Regions from separate parts of the Homo sapiens genome. Here region 1 is linked to region 2. A link is an interaction called in ENCODE POLR2A ChIA-PET data of the cell type or tissue named here. Cell type or tissue: Caco-2. All regions are shown on one strand. Links, peaks and the distances in the headings refer to the core of each region. The heading gives the core; the rest is flanking DNA.

Region 1 (17,525 bases), core at 3,501-11,500, 140 kb before region 2:
CCCATTTATCCATTTTTGCTTTAGTTGCCTGTGCTCATGGGGTATTACTCAAAAAAACTGTTGTCCAGTTCCATATCCTGGAGATCTTCCTCAATGTGTTCTTTTAGTAGATTCATAGTTTGAGTTTTGTTTTGTTTTGACAGAGTTTCACTCTTGTTGTCCAGGCTGGAGTGCAGTGGCACAATATCAGCTCACTGCAACCTCTGCCTCCTGAGTTCAAGCAATTCTCCTCCCTCAGCCTCACGAGTAGCTGGGATTACAGGTGCCCACAACCACGCCCAGCTAATGTTTTGTATTTTTAGCAGAGATAGGGTTTCATCATGTTGGCCAGGCTGGTATCAAATTCCCGACCTCAGGTGATCCACCTGCCTTGACCTCCCAAAGTGTAGGGATTACAGGTGTGAGCCACCTCGCCCATCCATGAGGTCTTATATTTAAGTTTTTAATCCATTTTGATTTGATATTTGTATATGGTAAGAGATAGGGGTCTAGATTCATTCTTCTGAATATGGATACCCAGTTTTCCCAGCATCATTTATTGAAGAGATATTCTTTTCCCACTGTATGTTCTTGAGACCTTTGTCAAAAATGAATTCACTGTAGATGTATGGAATTGTTTCTGGTTTCTCTATTCTGTTCCATTGGTCTATGTGTTTTTATGTCAGTACCTTGCCATTTTGGTTATTATAGCTCTGTACTATAATTTGATGTCAGGTAATGTGTTTTTTCTAGTTTTGTTCTTTTTGTTCAGGATGGCTTTGCCTATTGTGGGTCTTTTGAGGTTCCATATAAAGTTTAGAATTTGTTTTTCTATTCTTATGATGAATGCCATTGGTATTTTGATGGGGATTGCATTGAATCTGTAGATTTCTTTGGGTAATGTGACATTTTAACAACAATGATTCTTCCTATCTATGAACATGGAATATCTTTCCATTTTTGGTGTCCTCTTCAATTTCTTTCATTGCTATTTTATCACTTTCATTGTAAAGATATTTTACTCCTTTGATTAAGTTAATTCCTAGGTATTTTATTTTATTTGTAGCTATTGTAAATGGGATTACTTTCTTGATTTTTTAGATTGTTTGCTACTGACATATAGAAATGCTACTGATTTTTTGTATGTTGATTTTGTATCCTGCAACTTTACTGAATTTGTCAGTTCTAGTAGGTTTTTGCTGGAGTCTTTAGTTTTTCCAAATATGGGATCATATCATCTGCCAACAAAGATAATTTGACTTCCTTCTTTTCAGTTTGGATGCCCTTTATTTTTTTCTCTTATCTGATTGCTCTAAATAGGACTTCCAGTACTATGTTGAATAACAGTGGTGAAAGTGGGCATCCTTGTTTTGTTCCAGATCTTAGAGAAAAGGCTTCCAATTTCTCCCCATTCAGTATGATACTAGCTGTGGGTCTGTTGTATATGGCTTTTATTATGTTGAGGAATATTCTTTCTATACCCAGTTTTTTGGAGGTTTTTATCATGAAGGGATGTTGAATGTTAGCAAATGCTTTTTCAGCATCTGTTTTAATAATCATGTCTTTGTCCTTCATTCTATTGATATGACGTATGACATTGATGGATTTGTATATGTTGAACCATCTTTGCATCACTGGGATAAACCCTATTTGGTCATGATAAATGATGTTTTCAATGTATTGTTGAATTTGATTTGCTAGTATTTTGTTAAGGATTTTTTCATCAATATTCATCAAGGATATTGGCTTGTAGTTTTTTTTTTTTGATGTGTCTTTGTCTGGTTTTGGCATCAAGGTAACACTGGCCTCATAGGATGAGTTTGGAATTATTCCCTCTTCCTCTATTTTTTGGAATAGTTTTGGTAGAATTGGCATTTTTCCTTAAATGTTTGCTAGAATTCAGCAGTGAAGTCATTGGGTTCTGAGCTTTTCTTTGCTAGGAGACTTTTTATTATGGCTTCAATCTTGTTACTTGTTATTAGTCTGTTCACATTTTGGATTTCATTATGGTTCATTCTTAGTTGGTTGTGTGTATTCAAGAATTTATTTCTTCTAGGTTTTCCAATTTATTATCCTATGGTTGCTTATAGTGACTCTAACGATCCTTTGAATTTCTGCAGTATCAGTTGTTGTGTCTCCTTTCTCATCTCTGATTTTATTTATTTGTTTCTTTTCTCTTTTTTTCTTCATTAGTCTGGCTAAAGGTTTGTCAATTTTGTTTAACTTTTCAAAAAACCAACTTTCAGTTTCATTGATTTTGTCTATTGTTTTCTTTGTTTCAGTTTCATTTATTTTGCTCTGATCTTCATAATTTCTCTTCTTCTACCAGTTTTGGGTTTGGCTTGCCCTTCCTCTCCTAGTTCTTTAAGATGCATAGTTTGGTTGTTTATTTGAAGTTTTTCCACTTTTTTTTTTTTTTTTTTTTTTTTTTTTTTATGAGACGGAGTCTCACTCTGTCGCCCAGGCTGGAGTGCAGTGGTGCGATCTCGGCTCACTGCAACCTCCACCTCCTGGGTTCAAGTGATTCTCCTACCTCAGCCTCTTGAGTAGCTGGGACTACAGGTGCCCGCCGCCATGCCCAGCTAATTTTTTGTATTTTTAGTAGAGACGGGGTTTCACTGTGTTAGCCAGGATGATCTCAATCTCCTGACCTCGTGATCTGCCTGCTTTGGCCTCCCAAAGTGCTAGGATTACAGGCGTGAGCCACCACGCCTGGCTGTTTTTCTACCTTTTTATGTAGGTGCATATATAAACTTCCCTGTTAGTACTCCTTTTGCTGTATCCCATAGGTTTTGCTATGTTGTATTTCCATTATCATTTGTTTCAAGAAAATTTTTAATTTTCTTACTAGTTTCTTCATTGACCCACTAGTCATTCAGGAGCATGTTGTTTAATTTCCATGTGTTTGTATAGTTTCCAAAATTCCTCTTGTTGTTGATTTCTAGTTTTATTCCATTGTGGTCAGAGAAGATACTTGAGGTAATTGTGATTTTTTTTTGAATTTTTAAAGACTTGCTTTGTGGCCTAACATATGGTCTATCCTTGAGAAAGATCCATGGCTGAGGAGAAGAATGTGTATTCTGTAGCTGTTGGATAAATGTTCTGTAAATATCTATTAGTTTCATTTGGTGTATTGTGCAGATTAAGTTCAATTTTTCTTTGTTGATTTTCTGTCTGGAAGATCTGTCCAATGCTGAGAGTGGGGTGTTGAAGTCTCCAGCTGTTATCATATTGGAGTGTATTTCTCTCTTTAGCTCTAATAATATTTGCTTTATATATTTGGGTGCTGCAGTGTTGGGTACATACATGTTTACAATTGTTATATTTTCTTGCTGAATTGACCCCTTTATCATTATATAATGGTCTTTTCAAATTTTTTGTCTTACATATATATAGCTACATCTTCTCTTTTTAGGTTTCTATTGGTATGGAGTGTCTTTTTCCATTTCTTTATTTTCAGTTTATGTGTGTCTTTATAGGTGAAGTGTTTCTTGCAGTCAATAGATCATTGAGTTTTGTTTTTTTAATCCATTTGACGACTCTATATCTTTTTATTGGAGAATTTGGTCCATTTACATTCAATGTTATTATTGATACGTAAGGACTTAGTCCTGCCATTTTGTTATTTGTTTTATGGTGGTGGTTGTTTTTTTTCTTATCTTCCTTCCTTTCTTTTAGTGAAAGTGATTTTCTCTGGCAGTATGTTTTAATTTCTTTTTAGTTTTTGTGTATCTGTTTTATCTTTTTTGATCTGAGGTTACTATGAGGCTTGCAAATAATATATACATTTTGACACAGGGTCTCACTCTGTCATCCAGGCTGTAGTGTAGTGGTGTAATCACAGCTACCTGCAACCCCAACCTCCTGGGCTGAAGTGACCTTCTTACCTCAGCCTTCTGATTAGCTGGGAGCACAGATGTGCACCACCACGCCAGGCTATTTCTTTTATTTTTTGTAGGTGTGGGGTCTCCCTCTGTTGCCTAGGCTGATCTTGAACTCTTGGGCTCAAGCAATCCTTCTGCCTCAGCCTCCCAAAGTGCTGGAATTACATACATGAGTCACCATGCCTGGCTTCAAATAATATCTTACAGCCCATTCTTTTTTTTTTTTTTTTTTTTTTTTTGAGATGGAGTCTTGCTCTGTCACCAGGCTGGAGTGCAGTGGCACGGTCTTGGCTCACTGCAACCTCTGCCTCCTGGGTTCAAGCAATTCTCCTGCCTCAGCCTCCCAAGTAGCTAGGATTACAGGCACGCACCACCATGCTCGTCTAGTTTTTGTATTTTTAGTAGAGATGGGGTTTCACCATGTTGGCCAGGCTGGTCTTGAACTCCTGACTTCATGATCCGTCCACCTCAGCCTCCCAAAGTGCTGGGATTACAGGCGTGAGCCACCGCACCGGCTAGCCCATTCTTTTAAACTGATGACAACCTAACACTGATTGCATAAACAAACTAACAAGCAAAGAGAAAACTAATAAAAATGCTACACTTAACTTTATCCCCTCACTTTTTAGCTTTTTGTTTTTTTCTATTTATATCTTATTGCACTTTTTATGTCTTGAAAAGTTGTTGTAGTTATTTTCATTGGTTTATCTTTTAGTCATTCTACTCAAAATATGAGTAGTTTACACTTTGGAATTACGGTGTTATAATATTCCGTGGTTTTCTGTGTACTTATTATTACCAGTAAGTTTTGTACCTTCAGGTGATTCCTTATTGCTCATTAACATTCTTTTCTTCTTTTTCCTTATTTATTATACCTTTTATTTTGAGACAGGGTCTCACTCTGTTAGCTAGGTTAGGGTGCAGTGGCATGATCTCAGCTCACTGCAACCTATACTTTCTGGGCTAAAGTGAGCCCCCCCACCTCAGCCTCCTGAGTAGCTAGCTGCTACTACAGGTGCACACCACCATTTCCATAAAAAAATTTAAAAATTTAAAATTTTTTTTTGTAGAGGCAAGGTCTCATTATATTTTCCAGGCTGGTCTTGAACTCCTGGGCTCACACAATTCTCCTGCCTTGGCCTCCCATGTGCTGGGATTATAGGCATGAGCCACTGTACCTGGCCAACGTTTTTTTCTTTCAGATTGCAGTACTCCCTTTATCATTTCTTGTAAGATAGGCCTGGTGTTGATAAAATTCCTCAGTTTTTGTTTATCTGGGGAAGTCTTTATTTTTCCATATTTGAAGGGTATTTTCTCCAGACATACCATCCTAGGATCCAAGTTTTTTTCCTTTAGCACTTTAAATATGTCATGTCACTCTCTCCTGGCCTGTAGATTTCCACTGAAAAGTCTGCTGCCAGGAATATTAGAGCTCCATTATATGTTACTTATTTCCTTTCTCTTGCTGCTTTTAGGATCCTTTATCTTTGGAAGTTTGATTATTAAATATCTTGAGGTAATCTTATTTGGGTTAAATCTGCTTGGTGTTCTGTAACCCCCTTTTACTTGAATATTGATATTTTTCTCTAGTTTTGGAAAGTTCTTTGTTATTGTCCTTTGAATAAATTTCTACCCCCCTCTCTCTACCTCCTCTTTAAGGCCAATAACTCTTAGCTTTGTCCCTTTCAGGCTATGTTCTAGATTTTGTTGGCATGCTTCATTCTTTTTTTATTCTTGATGTGTGCATGTGTTCTCTGCCTGTGTATTTTCAAATAGCCTGTCTTCAAGCTCACTCGTTATTTCCCTGCTTGATCAATTCTGCTATTAAAATCCTCTGATGCATTATTCAGTATGTCAATTGCATTTTTCAACTCTATAATTTCTGTTTGATTCCTTTTAGTTATTTCAATTGTTTTGTTACATTTTTAGGACTCTGATTCCCATAAATAGGATTGTAAATTCCTTCTTTGTGTTATCTTGAATTTCATTGAATTTCCTGAAAACAGCTATTTTGAATTTTCTGTTTGAAAGAAAGGTCATATCTCTCTGTCTCTCCATGATTTGTCCTTGGTGACTTATTTAGTTCATTTAGTGAGGTCATGTTTTCCTGGATGGTTTTGATGCTTGAGGATGTTCATCAGCATCTGAGCATTGAAGATAAGTATTTATTGTAGTCTGGGCCTGTTTGTACCTGTCCTTCTTGGGAAGGCTTTCCAGGTGTACGGTGGGAGTTGGGTGTTGTAATCTAAGTTTTTTGTCACTGTAGTCACATCTTCATTAGGAGGCACCCCAAGCCCTGTCGCGCTGTGGCTCTTGCAGACTCACAGAGGTAAAATCTGGTGGTCTTGGATAAGATGCGGAAGAATTCTCTGAATTACCAGGCAGAGACTCTTGTTCTCTTCCTTTACTTTCTCCCAAACAAATGGAGTCTCTCCCTCTCTCTGTGCTCAGCCGCCTGGAGCTAGGAGAGGGGTAACACAAGCACCCCTGTGGCCACCAACACAGGGACTGCACTAGGTCAGACCTAAAGCCAGCATAGCACTGGGTGTTGCCTAAGGCCCATGGTAACCACTGCCTGTCTACCACCTATGTTGACTCAAGGTGTTAGGGTTCAACAATCAGCAGGTGGTGAAGTCAGCCAGGTTGTGTCCTTCCCTTCAGGGCAGCAAGTTCTCCCTGTCCTGGGCAGGTCCACAGATGTCATCTGGGAGCCAGGGACTGCAGTTGGAAACCTCAGGAATCTACCAGGTTCTGTATTCCACTGAGGCTGTGCTGGAGCCCAAGCAATAAGACAAAGTCCTTTGCACTTCCCTCTCATTTCCACAAGCAGAGGAGTCTCTCCCTACTGCCCAGTACTGTCTCAGGCCTGTGGCAAGTACTGCCTGCCCCAGGGTTCTTCAGTCAGCTTGTATTGAATGCTGCTAGGTTTGGGACTCTCCCTTCAGGCAGTGGGCTCCCCTCTGGCTTAGGGCAGGTCCCGAAATATTGTTTAAGAACCAAGGCCTGGAATCAGGGACCCCAAGAGCCCATTTGGTGCTCTACCTCACTGTGCTGAGCTGGTACCTACGCTGCAAGACAAAGTCTTCATTACACTTGAGAGTACTCCTTTTCTTAAGCAGAAGTAGCCCCTCCCCATAGCCACCACAGCTAGGAATGTGCTGAGTCACAGCTTAAGCCAGCAAGTCTCTGAGTCTCACCCCGTGCCTACAACAAGTACTGCCTGGGTACCGCTACTGATTGTTGAGGGCCCAAGGGCTCTTTGGTCAGCAGGTGATAAATCCTGCCAGGACTGTGTTTTTCCCTTCAAGGCAGCAATTTCCCTTCTGGCTCAGGGTGTTTCTAGAAATGCTATCCAAGAGCTAGGGCCTCACAACTCTGACTGGTTCCCTATTCTACTGTGGTTGAGCTGGTATTGAAGTTGCAAGACAAAGTCATCTTTACTCTTCCCTTGCCCCTGCTCAAGTGGAAGGGAGGAGTTTCTCCCAGAGCTGTGAGCTGCACTGCCTGAGCTTGGGTAAGGGTTGGTGCAAGCACTCCCTTAGCTGCCCCAGCTGGTGTCTCACTAGGTCATGTTGCCCTTCAAGTCCACTGGTTTTGAGCCCAGCATAGCACCAAAACTTTTCCAGGAATTGCTGTTTTCGTGGCCTATTCTGCCTTTCCAGTTTATTTAGAACCCCAGAGCACTTTAGTTCACGGTGATAAGGCTTGCTGGAACTCTGGTCCTGACCACTGGGATAGGCAAATTCCCTCTGGTTACCTCTGGTCTAAATGCTGTCTTCATCAGCATTGATTCTGCCCTGTGTTCTTTCCACTGAGACAGGGCAGCACTGAGTTCCAATGCGAAGTCCCATAATCGCTGTGCTCTCCCTCCCCCAACACACAGATTTCTCTCTCCATGGTATGTGGCCACTGCCGAGAGAGATTGGGGAGGGGTGGTGTCCGCAATTCAAGACTGTCTTTCCTACCTTCTTCAGTGTTGCTTTCAATGATATGAAGTTAAAACCCATACTATGATCGTTCATCTGATTTTTGGTGCTTGTGAAGGTGCTTTTTGGGGTAGATAGTGGTTCAATTTGGTGTTCCCGTGGGGAGGACAATTGATGGAGGCTCCAATTCAGTGATCTTGTTCCACCTCCTGTCTCTCCCGCTTAGTTTTTATTACATAAAAATATTTATGTTTATAATATTTCAATTATGTTCTACAATATAATCATAATTTCCACAAGGGTAATATTCTTCTTTTTTTTTTAATTTTTTTTTATTTTGAGACGGAGTCTCGCTCTGTCGCCCAGGCTGGAGTGCCGTGGCCAATCTCGGCTCACTGTAAGCTCCGCCTCCTGGGTTCCCGCCATTCTCCTGCCTCACCCTCCCGAGTAGCTGGGACCACAGGCGCCTGCCACCATGCTGGCTAATTTTTTTTTGTATTTTTAGTAGAGACAGGGTTTCACCGTATTAGCCAGAATGGTCTCGATCTCCTGACCTTGCGATCCGCCCACCTCGGCCTCCCAAAGTGCTGGGATTACAGGCGTGAGCCACTGCGCCCGGCCATTCATTTTTATATAAATGTATTTAATGTGTTACCAGTCTTTTTGCTTCTCTTTTCCATAGCTCTTTTTATCTCTTTTGATTAGCTGGGTTTTGATGTTAAGTAGTATTTTTCAACTAATGTTCGTGGACATTATCTAACCTGACTTCTTTAATGGTGGAGAATACTTGCTATAACTTGACACCATATATGGCTCATAGAGAAATACTATCACTTCAGGAAATTAAGTATAGAATAAGCATATTTCATTATTAGGGAAGATGTGACATTTAAAATTAGATTTACTTTAAAATTTGTAGAGGGTGGGTACAGTGGCTTATACCTATAATCCCAGAAGTAGGAGGCCAAGGCGAGAGGACTGCTTGAGTCCAGGAGCTCAAGACCAGTCTGGGGAACATATTGAGACCCTGTATTTACAAAAAAAAAAAAAAAAAAAAAAAAAAATTAGCCAGGTGTGCTGGCATGTGCCTATGGTCCCAGCTATGTGAGAGGCTGAGGTGAGAGGATCACCTGAGTCCAGGAGGTTGGGGCTGTAGTGTGCTGTAACTGGGCCATCACACTCCAACCTGAGTGAAACAGTGAGACCCTGTCACAAAAAAAAAAAAAAAAAAAAAGCATTCTCTTTGGTTTCATTACTGTATTTATTATCTGCCTATTGAAAGTTAGTTAATAGCTTTCATTAAAGGAGTTGATAAAAGATGACATGAGATAAATAAAAAGATTAATTATAAAGAGAACAGGAGAGGAGGAAATGATATCAGTAAATGCAGGGTTAAGAATAATCAATAATCATATCAGGCTGGGTACAGTGGCTCACACCTGTAATCCCAGCATTTTGTGAGGCCAAGGCAGGTAGATTGCTTGATTCCAGGAGTTCAAGACAAGCCTGGGCAACATGGCAAGACCCTGTCTCCACAAAAAAAGAAAAAAAAAACAAGAATAATCATAATAATTAAACACAAAAATTAGATCTGTAGACAGAGCATTTACAGACTAATTTTCTAATCATTACTATCAATACATCAGGAGAAACAACATTTTTCTGTAGAGAACTCTGTGAGGAATTTTTCACAAGGGTTGTTATATATGGAGGATTGGAAACATGGCATACACAAAGGATGAATAACATAGCAAATGTCTGTAGTATCCCCACAACCATTATCCATTCATAACCTAATGCCGTGCTTGCTTCAGATATTTTTGTTTCAGAAATAAAATAGAAGAATACAAATTATGCTTCCTAAATGCTATTTCTCACTCAAAGGCATCAGAGCTTCTTAGATAAATGGTTGGTTTCAGATCTGAGGCAGGAAATGAAAAATGAGCCTGGAACATGTTGTTATGCTAGAAAGCAAGAATGCACGCGGAGACTACTAACTTGAAGGCAATTTGAAGGGCCTTTCACTGGCCAAGATATTTTGGGAATCAATAAGAGTAACTGCAATGTAGTAAATACATTATGTGTTTAAATCCATGAGTCTATGAAGATTAACAATTCATTGGCCAGTCACCTTTGGATTGTGATATAGAATCACACTTGTTATTTTGAAAACAAAGGAAAAGAATCTAGCAGTTACTCTGCCTGTTTTGAACATACTGGACCTTGAGGTGAACAAATTCTTAATGAAGTGTTCTCTTTAAATAAAATTTCCAGCTAATAAATTAAGAAGGAATTATAAATTTAGCCTACTACACATTTGTAACCCCTAATGAAATACTTAATGGGTCTAGTAATAATCATCAAAAGAAGAGAGAAAATCAGGTATTTGGAGCTTCCTAACGGAAGTATACAACACCTAGGATGTACTCTTGTCAAATGATTGGACTTGAATCTACTCAAGTTTTTAGATTTATAATTTTGCATTAAACAATGGAAGGCAAAAGGATGTGGTTAACGAAACTATTAAGACGCAATCATGTAGAACATAACAATCTGTTTCTTAAGTAAATCAATTGTGTAGTAGTTTGCTGGGCTGCCATAATAAAGTATAATACTTGATTTAAACAACAGAAATTTATTTTCTCACTGTGTCTCTTTGTGTTTCCGAATTTCCTCTTCATATAAGAACACCACAAACCTGACAAAAACAAGCAATGGGGAGGGATTCCCTATTTAATAAATGGTGCTGGGAAAACTGGCTAGCCATATGCAGAAAACTGAAACTGGACTCCTTCCTTACACCTTATACAAAAATTAACTCAAGATAGATTAAAGACTTAAATGTAAAACCCAAAACCATAAAAACCCTAGGAGAAAACCTAGGCAATACCATTCAGGACACAGGCATGAGCAAAGACTTCATGACAAAAACACCAAAAGCAATTGCAACAAAAGCCAAAATTGACAAATGGGATCTAAGTAAACTAAAGAGCTTCTGCACAGCAAAAGAAACTATCATCAGCTGGGCATGGTGGCTCACGCCTGTAATCCCAGCACTTTGGGAGGCTGAGGCGGGTGGATCACCTGAGGTCAGGAGTTCCAGACCAGCCTGACCAACATGGAGAAACCCTGTCTGTCTCTACTAAAATTACAAAATTACCTGGGCGTGGTGGCGCATGTCTGTAATACTATGTGGCCATAAAAAAGAATGAGTTCATGTCCTTTGGAGGGACATGGATGAAGCTGGAAGCCGTCATTCTCAGCAAAGTAACACAGGAACAGAAAACCAAACACTGCATGTTTTCACTCATAGGTGAGAGTTGAACAGTGAGAACACATGGACACAGGGAGGGAACATCACACACCAGGGCCTGTTGGGGAGTAGGGAGCAAGGAGAGGGAAAGCATTAGGACAAATACCTAATGCATGCGGGGCTTAAAACCTAGATGACAGGTTGATAGGAACCGCAAACCACCATGGCATGTGTATACCTATGTAACAAACCTGCACATTCTGCACAGATACCCCAGAACTTAAAGTAAAATAAAAAGAAAAAAAAAAAACACCAGTCAGGTTGGATTAAGGCCCACCCTAAAGACCTCATTTAATGTAATCACTTCTTCAAAAACCCTGTCTACAAATACAGTCACATTCTGAGGTATTGAAGATAGCACTTCAACATGAATTTCTCAAGGACACACTGCTGTCCATAACAAACTGTAAGGGGGAAATAAGAGAGTGTGAGTGGGATCCTTTAACTAAACAAGTCTGAGACACATCGGCCAAAAGTAATACGGACATTATTTGGATTTTGATTTGAAAATTTAAACATTAAAAATTATGAGACAATCAGTGATATTTGTTTTCTTTTTTCTTGTAGCGACAGGGTCTCGCTACATTTCCCGGGCTGTTCTCAAACTCCTGGGCTCAAGTGATCTTCCCATCTCAGCCTCCCAAAGTGTTGGGATTACAGGTATGAGCCACCATGCCTGGCCAAAAATTAGAGATATTTGAACAATGACTGGATATTTCATGCTATTGAGAAAATTTCAATCCCTGGCACTTCCACTAAAATAAAATAAATGTAAAAATAAATTGTCCATTGTTTAGATGTGATAATAGTGTTGGGGTTTGCTTGAAAAATAGAATCCATATCTTTTATAGAGATCTGAAAATAGTTACGAATAAAATTAGGCATTCGGAGCTTCCTAATGGAAGTATACAACACCTAGAATGCATTATTGTCAAGTGATTGGACCTGAATCTACTCAAGTTTTTAGATTCATAATTTTACAGTAAACAATGGAAGGCAAAAGGATGTGGTTAATGAAGCTATTTAGATGCAATCACACAGAACATAATTCCATTTCCTAAGTAAATCAATTGTGTAGTAGTTTGCTTTCTGAAATTTGTTTCAAAATAATCTGTGGGAAAGAGGGAAAAAAGGCAGGTATCAATGAAACAAAGATTGGCCACTAGTTGAAGATTGATACATAGGGGTTTGTCATACTATGCTTTCTACTTTGGAGATGTTTCAAAATTTCCATAATAACAAGAAAAAGTGAATATGATGACCAATACAATTGAGGACTTCCATTTTTAGCAATATTGCAGTGTTAGAAATTCTGAAACCACTTGACCTACATAATAATGAAAAATACTTAATGTGTTAAAAACTGCTTTTCAATGTTTAGATGAGTCCACTAAGATCACTAATGGAACAGGAGCAGAGACCAGGCAATTAAGCTACCCTTCAAAGTCCCTGTGTGCCTTGAGCCCTACAATGCTATTTATGACCTAAAAAGTTCACTACACAGAGAAGACAGGGAACAAAGCCCTGAATCCACACAGAATGGAAGCTTATCTTCATGCATACTGTCTGGAGCTCAGAATGGGCAAGCCAGAAAAAAACCCCTCCTGCAAAATAGAGAATACATTTCCATCTTGGGCTGGGCTATGAATGGAAGTTTAAAAAAAGAAGAAATAAAGCCTCCTCTAAGAATTTGTAGCCACTGACCAGATCTTAAGTGGTTTGGGATCTGAATCTACATTCTTTGTATGATTGAAAAACCACAAGTCTATACTTTATTTACTTATTAATTTAATTAATTAATTAATTTTTTTTTTTTTCCCTGAGACAGAGTCTTGCTCTGTCTCCCAGGCTGGAGTGCAGTGGCGTGACTCGGCTCACTGCAACCTCTGCCTCCTTGGTTCAAGTGATTCTCCTTCTTCAGCCTCCTGAGTAAGCTGGGATTACAGGCGGGTGCCACTGTGCCTGGTTCATTTTTGTATTTTTAGTAGAGACGGGGTTTCACCAGGTTGGCCAGGCTGGTCTCAGGTGATCCGCCCAGCTCCGCCTCCCAAAGTGCTGGGATTATAGGCATGAGCCACTAGGCCCAGCAATTTTTTTTTTTTTTGTGACGGAGCTTTGCTCTTGTTGCCCAGGCTGGAGTGCAGTGGTGTGATCTTGGCTCACTGCAACCTCTGCTTCCCAGGTTCAAGGATTCTCCTGCCTCAGCCTCCCGAGTAGCTGGGATTACAGGCACCTGCCACCATGCCCAGCTCATTTTTGTATTTTTAGTAGACACGGAGTTTCACCATGTTGGCCAGGCTGGTCTCGAACTCCTGACCTCAGGTGATCCATGTGCCTTGGCCTCCCAAGTGCTGGGATTACAGGCATGAGCCAACGCACCCAGCCTTATTTATTTTATTTTAGAGATGGGGTCTTGCCATGTTGCCCAGGCTGGAGTGCAGAATCCACTTGCAGGCACAATCATAGCACACTGTGGCCTGGAACTCCTTTGGCCTCAAGTGATCCTCCTGCTTCGACCTTCTGAGTAGCTGGGATTACAGGCACATGCCATCATGCTGGGCCCCACAGGTCTGTAATTCAAAGGCTGTCAGGATGGGTAATATTCCCAGGTGTCTTAAAGCAAACACAAACTTTCCCAGATAAATGTATCCTCCTCAATCCTCAAAGAATTCCTACAGAGAGGCAGCCAACAAAAAATTCATAATAATAAAAAAAGAGATCAAGCAAGCCATAGATAATACAACCAGAAACACAAAGACTTTGGATATTATAATTATCAGAATTAAAGTAAATAACTCTGCTTGAAATGTTTTAAAATGTGAAGATGGCATTGAAAACATGAGGAAGAACAGGAGACAATCAAATAATTAGCCAATTTGAAAAAGAACGAATCAGACCTTGAAGTCATCTCTAGCTTCTTTGTCTTTCACCTTCAGTGTTCTCAGTCACCAGCTTCTGTAAATTCTTCATTTACAATGTTTCTTTGATGCCTCTTTTCTCAGTTTAAGTCATCTCTTTAGTTCAATCATTTTTTTTTTAAATTTCCAGACTGATCTCTGCCTTCCCACATCCCCCCATCCATTCTATACATGAACAGAATAACCTTTCTTTTTTTTTTTTTTTTAACTTTTACTTTAGGTTCAGGGGTATATGTGAAGGTTTGTTGTATAGGTAAACTCGTGTCATGAGGGTTTGTTGTGCAGGTGATTTCATCAACCAGGTATTAAGCCCAGTACCCAAGTTATTTTTTCTGCATCTCTCCCTCCTCTCAACCTCCACCCTCAAGTAGACCCGTGTCTGTTGTTTCCTTCTTTGTGTTCATGAGTTCTCATCCTTTAGCTCCCATTTATAAGTGAGAACATGTGATATTTGGTTTTCTGTTCCTGCGTTAGTTTACTAAGGATAATAGTCTCCGGCTCCATCCGTGTTCCTGTAAGACATGATCTCATTCCTTTTTATGGCTGCATAGTACTTCATGGTGTATATGTCTTACACCCTCATGGTATATACATATATACCAGTGCATTTTCTTTATCCCATCTGCTAATTATGGGCATTTAGGTTGATAAGATTAACCTTTCTAAAACGTTAGGTTTATAACTGAAAGAGGAGCCGGTCGCTCGCTGCCTGTGGAATGAAGACAAAATAACAAGAGTGAGGTATGATAAAGAGTGAATTTTATTATCCATTGACAGCAAGGAGGAAAGTGGTCAGAATACTTTACAAAAATTTCCACTTTCCAATTTCTGGAGAGAGGGCAGGGGTTTCAGAAGAGGGGCTTTGAATGCCGGAGAGGCAAGGGGGCTAGTAGGTGCCAGGTGGCGTGGGCTTGCCCTAGTAGCTTATCTTGAATTATTGTTCCATCTGGTGAAGGGGCCAGCACCTTCGTGGGCTCATCCAAGTTACAAATCAATCCCAGTCAGTCTTGCAGTCAATATCTATCTGGGAGTGAACCCTGGCCTAGAAGTCATCTCCGGCTGGGAAGAGAATCCCAGAAGTGCCTGTTTTTGTGTCAGGATTAGGCCCCTGAAGCTTCTAAAGAAATATATGACCAGATAAGTGAGTATGATGTGAGCTTAACAAGCATCCAGGTAAATAAATGTGCATAAGGCATGAGAGCATAAGGTGGGAAAGGGAAGGGAATAGAGTGTTAAAACACATTCAAAGGCATATTTCAAGACAACAGAAAACACATCTGTGGTTTGTCTCAAAGCTGTGTCTTGAGACTGGCAAGAAAGGAGGAAAGAAAAAAAGGTTTAAAAATGCAGCTTTTTTTTTTTTTTTTTTTGAGACGGAGTCTCACTCTGCTACTCAGGCTGGAGTGCAGTGGCACAATCTCGGCTCACCGCAACCTCCGCCTCCCGGGTTCAAGCAATTCTTCTGCCTCAGCCTCCCGAGTAGCTGGGACTACAGGCGCATGCCACCATGCCTGGCTAATTTTTGTATTTTTAGTAGAGACGGGGTTTCACCATGTTGGCCAGGCTGGTCTCGAACTCCTGACCTCAGGTGATCCACCCACCTCGGCCTCTCAAAGTGCTGGGAATACAGGTGTGAGCCACTGTGCCTGGACCTGTGTCTTGTTTCTCTTCTTTAGTGCCAAACATGGGACCTAATGTAAGGGAGCCCTCAAAAAAACATTGCTTAATGAGGGGTTAGATGACATCTGCTTGAGGAAGAAACGGAATCATCGTTTACTTACTTTCTTCTACAATATTGATCTTCTTGCTATTTTTCTGGTTTGTTTGTGCCGTTTGGAGCATAATCAAAGGGAGAAAATAGTTTCACATTTTGGGCCTCCATTTAGCCATACTTGTGGATGATGGGTTTAACTGACCATTAGAACTCTTTTCTAATCTAACACTTTAGGGTGTATTGCCAAACTGGAAAGGACCCAAAGGCCCATCAAAAGTAGATAAATAAATTACACTGTACTCATAAAGTGGAATCCTCATAAAGATAAGAATGAATAAGCCTTTATGACCTGCAAAATATATGAATTTCATGCCGATAATATTCAACAAAAGAAGACAGTCTCAAAATGGTAACTACTTGCTTGGTTGGGCATGATGGCTCATGCCTGTAATGCCAGCACTTTGGGAGGCTGAGACGGGTGGATCATGAGGTCAGGAGTTCCAGACCAGCCTGGCCAACATGGTGAAACCCCATCTCTACTAAAAATACAAAAATTAGCCGGGCATGGTGGTGCATGCCTGTAATCTCAGCTACTCAGGAGGCTGAGGCAGGAGAATTGCTTGAACCCAGGAGGCCATGGCTGCAGTAACCTGAGACTGTGCCACTGCACTCTAGTCTGCGTGACAGAGTGAGACCTTGTCTCAAAAAAAAAAAAAAAAAGATAACTACTTCATTTATATACAGTTTTAAACAGACACAACTAATATATAATGATAGAAGTCAGAATGGATGGGATGACCTTTGGGAGTGATGACCTTTAATGGTAATAGATGTTACCTTTGGAAGGGATGGAGCTTGAGGGAGGCTTCTGTGGCATTGCTAATACAATTTTTTTTTTTTTAATCTGAGTGACAGGTATACAGGTGTGTTCACTTTGTAAATATATATCAAGCTGTCCACTTAGATTTCCTGTACTTTTTTGGTATGTTGTACTTCCCTACAAAATTTAGTTAAACAAAAGACTTATGTATGTTATACTTCCCTACAAAATTTAGTTAAACAAAAGACTTTTATAGGTACTGAAATGTAGTTTGGTGAATTCTTAACATTTAACCTTTTAGCTTAATCTGCAGAGACAAATGTTATATACTCTACTGTACTATCTGACTCTGCAGGTTAATTATCAATACGTAGTTTTTTTTTTTTCACTGCAGTCTAATTTTTAGAAGTGAACTTTATAACCAAATAAACTTTATAACCAAATGAACTTTTTTTTTTTTTGAGAGGAAGCCTAGCTCTGTCACCAGGGTGGAGTGCAGTGGCGAGATCCCAGCTCACTGCAACCTCTGCCTCCTGGGTTCAAGCGATTCTCCTGCCTCAGCCTCCTGAGTAGCTGGGACTACAGGCGCATGCCACCATGCTCAGCTAATTTTTGTATTTTTAGTACAGATGGGGTTTCACCATGTTGGCCAGGATGGTCTCAATCTCCTAACCTCATGATCCACCCGCTTCAGCCTCCCAAAGCGCTGGGATTACAGGTGTGAACCACTGCACCTGGCCCTAAATAAACTTTATAACCAAATGAATTACTTCTTAATTGGTCTCTTGTCTGCTGTATAAAGCAAATTACATGAACCAAGGTGTTCTGGCTCCAGCATCTGGGCTCTTACTACCCCCACAATCCCCTGCCCCCTCCCCGATGCTGTCTCTCTCTGTGTAAAACCCACCTTCTCTTCACTTTCCATGTCTAAAAGACTTTGACGCCTGCTTTTTGACATTTCTCGTCTCTCC
Region 2 (8,000 bases), core at 1-8,000:
ACCAGCCTGGCATTTGATAGACCTTTCACCTGTCTGGACTATTTTGCTGTATGGTGAACTCTCCAATCCCTCCTCGTCCCTTTAGTGATTGGCATTTATCATCATGGAATGTGTATACAAAAGTCTCTTGTTAGTTTGTACAACTAGCTATGCCTGTAGGGAAGACAGATCTATTTCTCAGTGTGCTATCCTTGTCAGATGATCAACAGAGATAGACTGATTTGCCCTACTCAGATGGTGAAAGATTCATATTATACAAGTGTGGTTTTGGATGCCAGGTACTTTTATATATGAATAGTTTCCTGTGACTCAGTTGTCTCTATCCTTAAAATCAACAGCTCTGACCCCAGGGTGTAGTAAGAATTTTAGAAACTATCTCCCCAAGGAGAAATAATAATTTCCTTTTCAATTTCCCTTCCAATTTTCTTAGATTCCAAGCCCCATATCCCTCAGATCAGTTTAATATTTTTCCTGTGGTATCACTCATTGGTATACTGTTAACTACGTTGGAATTTGTGACAACTTGGGAAGGGGCTGGATTGGGTTGAACTTCACAACAGCAGACCTTTTTTGTTTGTTTTTGGGTTTTTTTTTGGGGGGGATTTTTTTTGAGAAAGGGTCTCACTCTGTTGCCCCAGCTGGAATGCAGTAGCATGGCCATGGCTCACTGCAGCCTTGACCTCAAGCAATCGCTCAAGTGATTCTCCCACCTCAGCCTCCTGAGTAGCTGGGACTGCAGGTGTGTACCACCACACCCTGCTAATTCTTTAACTTTTTTGGAGAGACAAAGTCATACTATGTTGTGCCCAGCTGGTTTCAAAATCCTGGGCTAAAGCAATCCTCCTGCCTTGGCCTCCCAAAGTGCTGGGATTACAGGCGTGAGCCACCAAGCCCCACCAACAGCAGACCTTTGAAAGAATGTGCTTACTTTGAATCAAGCACTGTTCTAAGAGCTGGGGATACATGCCATCATCAACAAAGAGACAAAACACAAAAGGCGAAGCAAGACAGAAGAACCACACTGCCCTTCATTGGCCTTACATTCTAGGAGATTCTCAATAAATATTTATTGAATCTTGACTCATGGAATGAATTACAAACTAGGATGAAGTAGCTGTCAGGCTAGAAAAAAATCAATTTTTCTTGTTCCCTAGCCATGTGACCATACGCATTTAAACATCCTGAATCTCATTTTCCTCATTAACAAACTAGGGCATAGTCTTAGTACTTACCTTATAGAGTTAGACTATAGAAATTAAATAAGGTAAGATATGAAACACTCAGCACAGTGCAAGGCACAGGCAAAGTTCTCAATGTTAGTTTACCCCCTTTGAGAGTAGGAACAGTAACTTCTAACAACTCACCATAACTTACGTCTCACACAGTGTTAAATGCAAAGCAGGTCCTGTCGATACTCATGCATTGAAATGATGAAGCCAAATGAACAATTTTCTGTGATAGAGAGGTACTTTCAAAGTTATTTGCAAATACCTTCCAGAAGTCTTCCATGGAAGACAGAGTTTTAAAGTTAGTTTTCTCCGTTTTGGACACGGGGGTGTCTAGGAAGAGCTGTGACATCATCCGGGTGTAGTAGTACACATTGGAGCTCATCATGCCGTAGGTCACTGGAACACAGAAAGATCCAAATGAACGCCCCAAGGGAACCGGCACACATTCACATACCAGCAGCCTTCACAAAGGGATTGTTCCTGTGGATAAACATTTTGGACAAATTCACACAAGGTCTTCTCTCACCCTTGCCTTCCTTTCCCCTATCATTCTTCTAGGGTATCTCTCTATATCTCTGGCTTATAAAAGAAATACGTAATATTAATATTGGCTTATGGGAAACAAAATTGGCTTACTATTGAGTATCAATGTAAGATCAGGAACGTTTACTTGATATTTAGGACTACCAACATGCCTACTCGATTTCATCTTCCACCACCTCTCGGCTCAGATCCTCCCTGCCAGTGAGGCTGATCTGCACAGGCCCCAACACAGCTATATGCTGGGCTCCCCACCCTCCTGCTGTGCACACCAGCCTACTCTCCCTGCAATAACATGGGCAAGCCATTGTTTGTTTCCTCCAGATCAATTCTCCATTCTTCTCTGCCCTGTTCTGTGCCCTGAGGCTAATCTTTACGAACTGTACCACCTGGAATCCTTTGCCCTTTGGGGATACCGAGGTCAGAGTTTGTTACCCCACCCCTATTCTCCATTCCCTCACCACCTGGATGCAGTTTGGCAGTGGAGACTCTAACCTTGGCCATGGCTGCTGAGGGAATCCCTTTTCTCACAACCACACTGGGTTCACACTGTGCCACTCCCTCCCCCAATCCCCTAAAGCCTGGAGGTAGTAACTTTTTGAGTGCATCACTTCCCCTTGTTGGTTCTCTTAACCCCACCACATCTCTGTAAATAGTCCCTTCATTAAACTTCCCTTAATCACCACTTGAGTTCATCATCTCCTTCTTCCAGGATACTGATTGACACAGACATATCTGCTTCCCACCTACCAATCATATCTTGAATGGAACCCTATAACTCGAACTACATCCTTGCCATGGACATTTACTGATAATATTGAATGGTCTTGGAAGGAGGCGGGAAGATCCTTTGCAAGCTTAGTAGACCAAAGGAGATCAGGGTCTGATTCCTGGCCATGCTCCTTACTTGCTATGTGACCTGTGCAAGTTGCTTAAACTTTCTGAGCTTCAGTTTCCTCTTCAGTAAGATGGGGATAACCAACTATCCCATGGATTTTTTGGTGCCTAAATAAAAATAATAACTAAAATTTATCTAGTACAATGGCTGACACTTAACAAATGTTCAATAATGGTGGCTCTTCCTCCTTAACTGGATTGCTATAATGCATTTATTATAAATTTCAGCACTTTACCAAGTACTGTCTCATTCTGGACTTTAATGATTGCAGGTATAATATAATTCCTATAATTAGCTGATAAAAAGTTTCAAGGGGAAGGAAACATGTTCTATACATTTTTTAAACCACAGTTCTGAATACCCGTGATTAATACTTACCTGAACCTATAATAAATTTCAGGGATCATATTCAAACCTATAGAAATTATTTTGGGATTAAGTACTATTTAGTAAATCTCTCCTTCATGCAGCTCTCTTCCCCACTCTGCCTTTTTTTTTTTTTTTTTTTTGAGACGGAGTTTCACTGTTGTTGCCCAGTCTGGAGTGCAATGGAGTGATCTCGGCTCACTGCAACCTCCCCCTCCCAGGTTCAAGCGATTCTCCCACTTCAGCCTCCCAAGTAGCTGGGATTACAGGCATGTGCTACCATGCCCAGCTGATTTTTTATTTTTAGTAGAGACAGGGTTTCACCATGTTGGTCAGGTTGGTCTTGAACTCCAGACCTCAGGTGATGCTCCCACCTCAGCCTCCCAAAGTGCTGGGATTACAGGTGTGAACCACCACACCTGGCCCCTCTTTCCCTTTCAAGCATCATAGGAAATTAAGATTATTTAAGGAGAAGGGTAGATAATAATGATCCAAACACGAGTGTGTTTGGGGGTTCATCTCAAGCAATCAATTACAGAGTAAATACACATAATACACACAACTTGTATACTGTATCTAGAGATGTATGAATAATTTCCAGGCCCCCTGGTTTGGCTCCCTCACCTGTCATCTTATAACCTAATGTAATTAGGACAAGAACAGTCCTCTTCAGGTGTTATATGACTTACTACCTCTCAGAACTGTCTTGGGGCAGAGTTAAGAGTTTAGAATTCTAATCCATTCATATTTATGGAACAAGGTATTGGGCATGAAGATGAACAAGACGTGATCTCTGCACTCAAGAAGAGGAGTTCATAGTGTCCCCAGGGAGAGTGCTGCCTAGCCAACTCCCACAAAGGATGCAAAGGATGGACATGAGTACACTGTCCTCTGCAAAAGCCGTCTGTAAGTCTATAGCCAATCGAGGACAGAAAGAAACATGACACAAGAGCAAGCAGTGAAGGCTGCTCAGAGCCAACCAAATGATTAAGTTGATTATTTTCAGTTAACTTGGAATTGGAATGTACTTTGCATTGACTGATTAATATAGACTGTTGTGGAGTTTTTAACCTGTGGGTTTACTGTGGTTGTTGCTGTTAAAAAGGAATTTTGATAAATTATTTATATATTTTTATTTACAAATATGGTATAACTATATATAAGTATGTAAATTGAAAATTTATCTCTTTATTTTCCTAGAGCACTCATAATCCAGTATTGATTTTTGCTTTTGAAATTCTCAAGATCTGTATTGGCTTTAATAGCTTCACCAAGGGCAAGCAACAGATTCCCTTGGTTATGTAGCACCATCTGCTGGACAGACAGGTAAATAATGCCTTCCAGCTTTGAAGGGAAGATTATTGTAACTTTTTTTTTTTTTTTTTGAGATAAGGTCTGGCTCTATGGCCAAGGCTGGAGTGCAGTGGCACCATCTCAGCTCACTGCAGCTTCAATCTCATGGGCTCATGTGATCCTCCCACCTCAGCTTCCTGAGTACCTGGGACTACAGGCATGCATCACCATGGCCAGCTAATTTTCAAATTTTTTGTAGAGACGGGGTTTCGCCATGCTGCCCAGGCTGGTCTCAAACTTGTGAGCTCAAGTGATCCTCCCTGCTCGGCCTCCCAAAGTGCTGGGATTACGGTCGTGAGCCACCGCGCCCAGCCTGTAACAGATATTTAATCAGCAAACATTAACTCAGTCCTTCTCCTGTGCCAGGTCCCAGGAAAGTCCATGGCACACCTGAATGACAGCTCTACAAACTCTGGTGGTCAGCTACACCAAGAGCCCATGCAGGTGGCAGCTAAAAGACTCCTGAATTTGGAGTCATAATGATTTGGTTTTGAGTTTCAGCTTGCCTCCATCCTGAACATCTGCCTCTGTTCATGATTGTGGGTCTTGCATCTTGAGATCCTGGACAACTATTTAACTCCTCTAAGCCTGATTTTGGAATCTAGACAATGAGAATAATACTAAGGGCTTTTGTAAAGCTCAAATGGGGAAATATATGTGAAGACATCTGCACACTGTAAAATGCAATGGAAATATAAAACTGTTAACATCACTTCTCCTTTAAGTCCCTGAAAGGAAAACTGGAGAAAGCCCACTTGGAAGGTAGCATTCACTCTCTAAATGAAATGAATTGTGAAGAAAAATTTACTGCATGAAATAGATAACCTTAAATGAGGACCAGAAAGGAGACAAGAGTACTAAAAAACATATAAAGGACACATACATCTGTACATATGTACACATCTTTCTTCTGCTATTTAATCCTTGTCTTAACCACTGAATTCCCATTTTCCATAAAATAAACTAGAACAAAATACAGTAAACCACAGTATCGGCCAAAGTGCTGGGCTCAAACGATCTGCCCACCTCGGCCTCCGAAAGTGCTGAGATTACAGGTGTGAGCCATCGTGCCTGGCCGATACTGGTGCCTTAACAACCACCAACCTGCCTTAAAAACATGGTCTATCATTTCAAAATAGCAACAAATACTATTTTATTCTTAATAATGTTGAAAAATATAGGTTCAAATATTGAAAACAAATAAAGGGTATTGTAGAATAGTATATATTACATAAATTTCAAATCACTAGGATAAAAGAAAGCAAAGAAAAAATTTCCAGTCTAACAAAAGAATAGAAATGGAAAATAACAGGAAAATATAAAAGAGAGGAAAATACTAAATAATAGAAATTTGACAAAAAAGCATGAACTGTGAATGGTTTAGACTCTTACTAAATCACAAAGCTTTAAATCTTGGTTAAAAAATAAAAACGCATCTCTAGAATTGTTATAAGAAAACCACTCAAAGCTAAAATTATCAGGAACAAAATATTTTTTAAAAGGTTTTAAGTGGTATTATAATCCTCTGACAGAGGACATTATAAGGTGAATACTCAGTTTGATAAAAAGGTTATTTTACATTGGTAAATTATACTATACATGATGATTCAACTGTAATGAATTCTTATGTATTGAATAACAGAACATCAAAATATACAGAGCAATACCTGTTAGTAATAAAACAATTACCAAAACTACAATTACAGTTGGAAACTTAAAACCCTGTATCTTTCAATCTTTGACAGAGAAAGTAGACAAAAATTACCTAGGAATATTAAGGGTTTGAATTAAATATATGACTTGACATAGATATATATATCTGTTAAGAAATTAAATTTTTTCCCTCTCTTAATAACCCTTGGGCCAAAGAAGAAATCAGAGCTGCCATAAAAATATAACTGTACTAGATATATAAAGACAGTAGAACTAAGATGCCTTGGCCACAGTATTCCAGGTAATCTGCCACAAGATGAAGCCATCACTTTGCACAGGAAAACTAACTGTTTTGTTAGCTGTATAACTTATGGTATCCTCACAGGGATGCAGTGGAAATAAAATACAAACAAACATTTGAAGGGACTCTATAAATTAAAAGTGCTATACAAGATGATCCTTGACTTATAGTAGAGTTACATCCTGATAAACTCATTGTAAATTGAAAATATCATAAGTTGAAAATGCATTTAATATACCTAACCTACTGAATGAGCAACACAGCTTAGCCTGGCCTACCTTAAACATGTTTAGAATACTTACATTAGGCTAGTTGGGCAAAACCATCTGGCAATACAATACACTGTAGAGTATTGGTCGCTTACCCTCATAATCACATGGCTGACTGGGATCTGTGGCTCTATCTTTAGAGTATGGTAGCCTGGAAAAAGACCAAAATTCAAAATTGAAAGTGTGGTTTCTATAGAATGTGTATCACTTTCACATCACCATGAAGTTGAAAAATCATAAATCGAACCATCGTAAGTTGGGGACCATCAGTATATAAATGCAAAGCACTATACCCAAATCAAGGAATTATTAGGCTTGAACTGATTAAGTGGACATACTACAGGAAATTCTGTGTGTTAGTAAATGAGAAGTCCTAGTGAACAAGAAATGGAAACAGGCCATGTTGTCAACATTTCGTGAGACTCTCCAGGTGTCGGCACTGAGAGGTGCACAGCTGCATCCCATCCCTGCAAGGGCGGTGAACGCATGAGCTGGTCTGGTCTGACAACCCTGTGTGAAGAGGTGGGCCCGAATGGCAGCACAACTCGAAGGAGGGGGCCGGTTCGGGTGGGCACCACTAAGCTTCTCCCTGGATCTGGTCCTTGAGTTGATTTTGAAGGATGAGGAGGAATTAGAATGACAGAAAGGACAGTGTACGCTGAGGCTTTTTGAGATCACAAGTGGTTTGATGTGGTTGAAGAACCAGATATTTATAGGGAATGGCAGTTCTGAAGAAGTAAAGATCGTTTAAGTAAAATGCCAGCCTATTATCTAAAGATTTTAAAGTTTATCTTGACGTTGAGATAGCATGTTAAATGGAAGAGTGATCCCAGCACTTTGGGAAGATGTTGCAGGAGGATCGCTTGAGCCCAAGAGTTCAAGAACAGCCTGGGCAGCAAAATGAGACCTCATTTCTACAACAAATAAAATTAGCTGGGTGGTAGGTGCCTGTGGTCCCAACTACATGGGAGGCTGAGGCAGGAGGATCTCTTGAGCCCCCAAGCTGCAGTGAGCTGTGTTCATGCCACTGCACCCCAGCCTGGGTGACAGAGTGAGACCCTGTCTCAAATAAATACATAAATAAATAAATGGAAGACTGACTTGTATTAATCTGGTTCCAGAAACAGCAGCTCTTGGAAATTCTAAAAAGTCCAGACACAGGGAGAGTAGCTTCCATCTAATCTGTGGTTCATATTTCGAGGCCTCTTAAAACTTAAAGGAATCTTGTCACTTTCATACTTAAACCATGGGGTGTCCTACTGTAAATCCCTCACCAAGGCCCACCAAAACTACAGGTCTGGCCCCTGGTCACCTTTCCATCTTCATTTGATGATCTGCTCTCCAGGAACTGGCTTCACTTGGCTTCTAAGTGATTCTGGAATGATCTGAGT

What was found. ChIA-PET counts read pairs that join two places held together with the same protein. Peaks named below come from ENCODE experiments on the same cell type or tissue, not always from the same donor. Only the 100,000 strongest peaks of a DNase experiment are listed, where the experiment ranks them.
Region 1: POLR2A ChIA-PET joins it to region 2 with 14 read pairs; 4 of 35 experiments call an interaction of 5 or more read pairs at or near these places.

What each region holds. Positions count from the first base shown.
Region 1 is chr4:88,167,976-88,185,500 of GRCh38, reverse strand. It overlaps a transcript of ABCG2 not described here. Among named protein-coding and RNA genes, the nearest start is that of ABCG2, 18 kb to the right of the region's middle. RefSeq lists enhancers at 7,093-7,182, 7,193-7,252, 6,683-7,369, 8,057-8,744. In Caco-2, for the core only: no CTCF peak of the experiment used is centred there; a DNase peak (open chromatin) is centred at 7,030.
Region 2 is chr4:88,029,845-88,037,844 of GRCh38, reverse strand. PKD2 (polycystin 2, transient receptor potential cation channel) reads right to left here. Exons shown (of 15, transcript NM_000297.4): 3 at 1,492-1,625. Among named protein-coding and RNA genes, the nearest start is that of PKD2, 26 kb to the right of the region's middle. RefSeq lists a silencer at 4,234-4,528. In Caco-2, for the core only: a CTCF peak has its summit at 4,351 (motif pointing left); a DNase peak (open chromatin) is centred at 4,364.